2 separate regions of the Homo sapiens genome follow, and region 1 is linked to region 2. A link is an interaction called in ENCODE POLR2A ChIA-PET data of the cell type or tissue named here. Cell type or tissue: MCF 10A. All regions are shown on one strand. Each heading gives the region's core, and the rest is flanking DNA. Links, peaks and the distances in the headings are about the cores only.

What was found. ChIA-PET counts read pairs that join two places held together with the same protein. Peaks named below come from ENCODE experiments on the same cell type or tissue, not always from the same donor. Only the 100,000 strongest peaks of a DNase experiment are listed, where the experiment ranks them.
Region 1: POLR2A ChIA-PET joins it to region 2 with 6 read pairs; 1 of 35 experiments calls an interaction of 5 or more read pairs at or near these places.

Annotation. Positions count from the first base shown.
Region 1 is chr14:104,932,249-104,935,140 of GRCh38, forward strand. PLD4 (phospholipase D family member 4) reads left to right here. Exons shown (of 11, transcript NM_138790.5): 10 at 11-107; 11 at 517-988. The coding sequence ends at 716. Among named protein-coding and RNA genes, the nearest start is that of PLD4, 8.8 kb to the left of the region's middle. RefSeq lists an enhancer at 56-954 and a silencer at 959-1,418. In MCF 10A, for the core only: a CTCF peak has its summit at 1,314 (motif pointing right); a DNase peak (open chromatin) is centred at 1,293.
Region 2 is chr14:104,766,888-104,769,710 of GRCh38, forward strand. AKT1 (AKT serine/threonine kinase 1) reads right to left here. Exons shown (of 15, transcript NM_001382430.1): 15 at 2,462-2,823. It overlaps LOC102723342 (a long non-coding RNA gene), which reads left to right. Exons shown (of 3, transcript XR_429419.5): 1 at 1-10; 2 at 977-1,120; 3 at 1,505-2,529. It overlaps LOC107987209 (a long non-coding RNA gene), which reads right to left and starts at 62. Exons shown (of 3, transcript XR_001750915.3): 1 at 1-62. RefSeq lists enhancers at 660-1,210, 1,211-1,762, 1,665-1,959. In MCF 10A, for the core only: a CTCF peak has its summit at 1,807 (motif pointing right); a DNase peak (open chromatin) is centred at 1,814.

The DNA.
Region 1 (2,892 bases), core at 285-2,784, 170 kb after region 2:
CTCCCCTAAGAAAGTCTTCATCGTGCCGGTGGGGAACCATTCCAACATCCCATTCAGCAGGGTGAACCACAGCAAGTTCATGGTCACGGAGAAGGCAGCCTACATAGGTGAGCGCGATCAGATCACGGCGGGCGGGCCCCAGGGTGGCCAGGCACGGGCGAGGGAGGCACTGGCTTTGTGACCGGCGTGGACACCTCAGGAGGGAGGGGCTGCTGCTGAAGGGGGACGGGGTCTCCATGGAGTTCCGGGGACCAGGCCACCCGCCTGTCACCTGGCCCCACAGGGCCCCAGAACACTGAGTCAGGACGCCTGTCCCCAAGTGATGAAGGTGGAGTTCTACCGCGACCAGCTGTCCCTCCCGCACCTAAGCGAGGGGCTTCCCCGGCTGGAGTCTGATGACAGTGGAGGGGCCAGCTGCCAACCGTCCCCAAACCCGTAGCCGGGCCTGGCGCTGAGCGGGCTGCAGAGGGGCCTGTGGGAGCCGGCGCCCCAGTGTCTCCTCCATCCTCCCCGCAGGCACCTCCAACTGGTCGGAGGATTACTTCAGCAGCACGGCGGGGGTGGGCTTGGTGGTCACCCAGAGCCCTGGCGCGCAGCCCGCGGGGGCCACGGTGCAGGAGCAGCTGCGGCAGCTCTTTGAGCGGGACTGGAGTTCGCGCTACGCCGTCGGCCTGGACGGACAGGCTCCGGGCCAGGACTGCGTTTGGCAGGGCTGAGGGGGGCCTCTTTTTCTCTCGGCGACCCCGCCCCGCACGCGCCCTCCCCTCTGACCCCGGCCTGGGCTTCAGCCGCTTCCTCCCGCAAGCAGCCCGGGTCCGCACTGCGCCAGGAGCCGCCTGCGACCGCCCGGGCGTCGCAAACCGCCCGCCTGCTCTCTGATTTCCGAGTCCAGCCCCCCCTGAGCCCCACCTCCTCCAGGGAGCCCTCCAGGAAGCCCCTTCCCTGACTCCTGGCCCACAGGCCAGGCCTAAAAAAAACTCGTGGCTTCCCGGTGCCTCTGTGTGAGTCCCGCGCGGGCGGCCCTTCATCCTCTTGCCAAGGGCCCGCCTCTATGCGCCCGCCCCTGCGAAACTGCGCCGCGCGACCGCCGTGGCAGCGCCTCAGCTAGCCCCGGGTCCGCGAGAACCTGGGGCGGGGCGGGGCGGGGACCAGACGGGCCTCCCAGGCGGAGCGAACCCTCCACCTCCCACCCCGCGCCGGGCTGCCGCGCTCCGGAACCCAAATTCCCGCCCCGAGGCTGCCGGGGGAAGCGAGAGGCGCGGAGCCCACGCCCGGGACTCCAGCGGAGGAAACGCAGACCAAGGCGCAGCGCCGCGCACCCACCGCCAGGGGGCAGCTCCTACGGCGCCGGACAGGGGCGGCGCGGGAGGGGAGCGGGGCTGAGGGGACCGGGAGGGCGGGAGGGGACCTGCGACTGAGGGGACAGGGAGGGCGGGAGGCGACCCGCGGCTGAGTGAGGGAAGGGCGGGAGGGGACCCGCGGCTGAGGGGACCGGGAGGGCGGGAGGCGACCCGCGGCTGAGTGAGGGGAGGGTGGGAGGGGACCCGCGGCTGAGGGGACAGGGAGGGCGGGAGGGGACCCGCGGCTGAGGGGACCGGGAGGGCGGGAGGCGACCCGGGGCTGAGTGAGGGGAGGGCGGGAGGGGAGCGGGGCTGAGGGGACCGGGAGGGCGGGAGGGGACCTGCGACTGAGGGGACGGGGAGGATGTGAGGCGATCCGGGGCTGAGTGAGGGGAGGGTGGGAGGGGACCCGCGGCTGAGGGGACGGGGAGGGCGGGAGGGGACCCGCGGCTGAGGGGACGGGGAGGGCGGGAGGCGACCCGGGGCTGAGGGGACGGGGAGGGCGGGAGGGGACCCGCGGCTGAGGGGACAGGTCCTGCGTGCGGGCTGGGGAGACAGGCGGGCGAGGGTAGGGGTGCACAAGGCTGTGTGGTTTGTGGGCTGTTGTGCAGGGTGGGTCCAAGCATGTGGGGGCAGGCTTGTCCTGGGGATGCAGTGCCCAGGGTTGGTGGATGGGGCTGAGAGGACCAGCATTTGAGCTGGAGGGCAGGAAGGTGACTCCAGTCTGAGACCAGGACTTGGATGCAGCTCCACTGGAACTCACCCTATCCTGGGAGCCACCTGGGCACCTGTCCTGCAGATGCAGGATTTGAACCCAGGTTTGGCAACTCAGTTCCCACTCTTCTGCTATGAATGCTGGGTCAGAAGGATTCTCAAAACACCCTGGCTTATCTCACCTGATGGTTCCTGACCAAGACCACAGGGTACCCTCCCCTGGTGGAGGTCCATGGGGCCATGCTAGGCTGGAGTTCAGGGATGGCTCAGCGGTATGAAGGAGCACTGGATGCTGAATGGACCCCAGGGTGCCCCGAATGCTCTCCCGGTCTTGAGGCACCACTTTCCTACCCTTCTCTACTTCTCTCCTTTTCCTACCCTTCTCTACTTTTTTCTTTCCTACATTTGTGTCCCTGCCACACTGTGAACTCAGCCATATCTTCCTCTTCCCTCTTTGCTTTGGGGAAAGCTAGCAAAGTTCATCTCAGGTACAGTACAAGTTACTTTTCTGTTCGATTAGTGACCTCATACTTCCCCCATCTAAAGGACACCTTAGACTTCAGCATTCTGTCTGTGCAGAAATCTCCTACACCCATCCTGCCTCCCTGCCCAAGCTTGTGAAAAGCTTGCTGCAGATGCTGCAGGGGGATAGGGATCCACATAGCCCTGCAAGGCCTTCAGGAGCTTCTGGGGGCTGCTTTGTGTGTGAGCTGCACTTGGCCAAGCCAAGCTCTGGCAGTTGCAGTGGCTGCTCCCTGTGGCTTCCTATCCCTCATTCATGCTCCATATCTCCTCAGTAACCATCTGGCAAAAAGCTTCGTGGCAACACCTGGCTCAG
Region 2 (2,823 bases), core at 324-2,823:
AACAGCAAAAGTGAGACTTTTAATGATAGTCTTGCAAGATTGGGTGCCTGATGAGCTGGCACACCCAGCACAGTTTCAACAAGCAATTTATCCCCTAGTGTGCAGGTCCCTCCCCCGGTTCTTCATAGGCTGAGTACTATGGGGTCACAACCTTCCTGGACGTCACCTATTGGTTGTTGGGCAGGGGCTTTAGGTGTTTTCTTTAGAGTTGTCTTGCTGCATTCTGTTGCAGCCCACAATGCATTGCAATCCTAGTTAGCTCAGGGGCTCTTCAAATATTTGACTTCTGACCTAAGTAGCTGGGCAGGCTGATACGAACAGACAAAGCGAGCTATTTTGGAGGCTAGTAAACTTTCATTTTAGACTAAACTTTGGTTCAGGTGAGGGAAACTAAGGGACGGGGGCTGGCGGTGACAAACAGGCGTTGGCTATCCAAGCAGGGGCCTAGTATATCCTGTTGCTTCCGTAGTTTGCTGACCTAAGCTGATTTTAGGCACTTTGTCTTGGAAATGGACACTTTATGCATTGTTTCCTTCGGGGTACCTCTGACACAGGAAGGAGAGCTTCCTCTTGGTTGGCGTATTCCTGTTACAACCTCTCCAGACAGCCCTCGCTGTTCGGCAGGCCCTGTTGGGGCTGCAGGATCCTGGCCCTCTCCACCCGCTCTGGCCTCGCTGGCCAGGACTGGACTGCCCCTTGCAAGGGCACCTGCACCTCCTGGAGTTTCCTCTCTGAGATGTGCATCTCCTTGCACATCTCACCCCTCACTGACACCCTCCACCCCACTCCTGGGATGCTGCCTCCTGCTGTAGATGGTTCTGTCTGGGGCTGCTAGGAGGGTCGGGAAATTCTCAGAGGGTCTCCATTTCTGCGTTCATTTTGTTAGGTCCTCAGCCACTTGTAACGGGGACATAACACAGGGTCATGTCTGTATTAATGCCAATGACGTTGAAGCCTCTCTCTCTCTGGACTATAGAACTATCCCTAAGAGGCCAGGTGTGGTGGCTCACACCTTATAATCCCAACGTTTTGGGAGGACAAGGCAGGAGGATCACTTGAGGCCCGGAGTTCAAGACCGGCCTGAACAACATAGCGAGACCCTATCTCTACCATAAAAAAGGTAAGAAATGGCCCTAAGGCAATCCTATATTGTCAGAGGGGGCCGTGCTGGGAGAAGCAGCCCATGCTTCTCAGCCGGGCTGTCTGGGAGATGCTGCGTCTGCCTGACCATTTCCATACCTTGGTTACTTTCAGCAATGCTTTGCTCAAAGTTTGTGGATATTGGAAGGGCATTGCTGTATTTTTTGGTTTCTAAGAGTCACATTATTGATAGATCTGAAATCCAGATGCCTCTCACCCTCGGAACATCATTTACTGTGTCATGTTTCGTGTATTTCCCGAAAAGCGGTATCAGTTTTGCGGCCTGTTAGAACTGAAGCAATAAGGGATCACCCAGAGGAGAGCTTCGGGCTGCTCCAGATGTGGCTGTTCTTGGCTCCCACAGACCCAGAACATCCTCGCCAGCCTGTGCTCCCTATGGGGCACCCCCTCCAGTGGAAGTGAGGGCAGCCACGCACCCCTGGGAATGCCTTAGAGAGGGGCCAATTGCCATCGCCAGGGGCCTGACTCTGCAACCATCCACACCTACGGGGAGTCCATTTGAGAGATGAGGAAGCTGAAGCTCCAGGCCCCTGGCTCGTGCTGGTCACCCAACCACCCGGAACCTGGTCGCCAACCCGCTGTCAGTTGCTCGGCAGTGGACTCCTCTCCTGGCTCAGGGCGCGGTTCCGGCAGGCGTCCACCAGGTGGCAGCACCGGCACATTCTGCAGGCTGTTCCGGCTCAGAGCTCGATGTAGTGCTCTGGGGTAACCTGGGCCCCAGCCTGTCCCCTCCCGCCCCCTGCAGCCCCTCCTCCCACCGCCTGCAGCCCCTCCTCCCGCTCTGTCCAGCTTCGAACAGGCCACTCAGGCCTCCCAGCCTTACTTCCACCGTGGCCCAGGCCATGACCTTGGCCCCAACTCTGGGCCCTGCCCTATCTGTCCTTCCTGGTGGTCTGTCTCATTCACTGCCCTACCCAGGGGAACAGCACCTGGGGCTGGGGGGCAGATGGCCACGTGGTCCAATGGTCTCCTTCATGGCTGGGGTGAAGCTGGGTGGGGTCAAGGGAAGAAGAGGTGGATCCCAACGGGGGCAGGGCCAGCCAGGGCCTCCCATCTCCCCTCAGGCCAGGCCTCTGGAGATGGGGGTGGAACACCTTCCATGGGAGGCTGCCCCTGGGAACAGGCCTGTATACTCCCGCCTCGGCCCACCACACAGCCTGTCCCCAAACCTGTTGGGGTGGCGGTGCCCACCAGGAGGAGCTGGGGAGGACCAGCTGCTCTGAGGATGCTGCTTCCCTCCCAGGACTCCCCACTCCCTCCCTGGCCACCCACTCTTCCACCCAGCAAAGTGAGCCAAAAATTTGAAAAGCAACTTTTATTGAAGAATTTGGAGGGAAGGTTCCATATTATATTATAATAGTAAAAATACTAAAGTTGAATGTTGTAAAAAAACGCCGTGGTGCAGCGGCAGCGGCAGCGTCTGGCCAGGAGGCGTGGAGGGGCCCAGGGATGGCCACCCCCACAGGGAGTCAGGGAGGGCCTGGGGCGACAGCGGAAAGGTTAAGCGTCGAAAAGGTCAAGTGCTACCGTGGAGAGATCATCTGAGGGGGAGGCTCCCGGTGGGACAGTCACCAAGAACTGTGACACAGAAGGGGAAGGGGGAGGGCTTTCCTGTCACAAAGATTAAAAACCCCCAAAATGCATTTGAACAACATAATACAC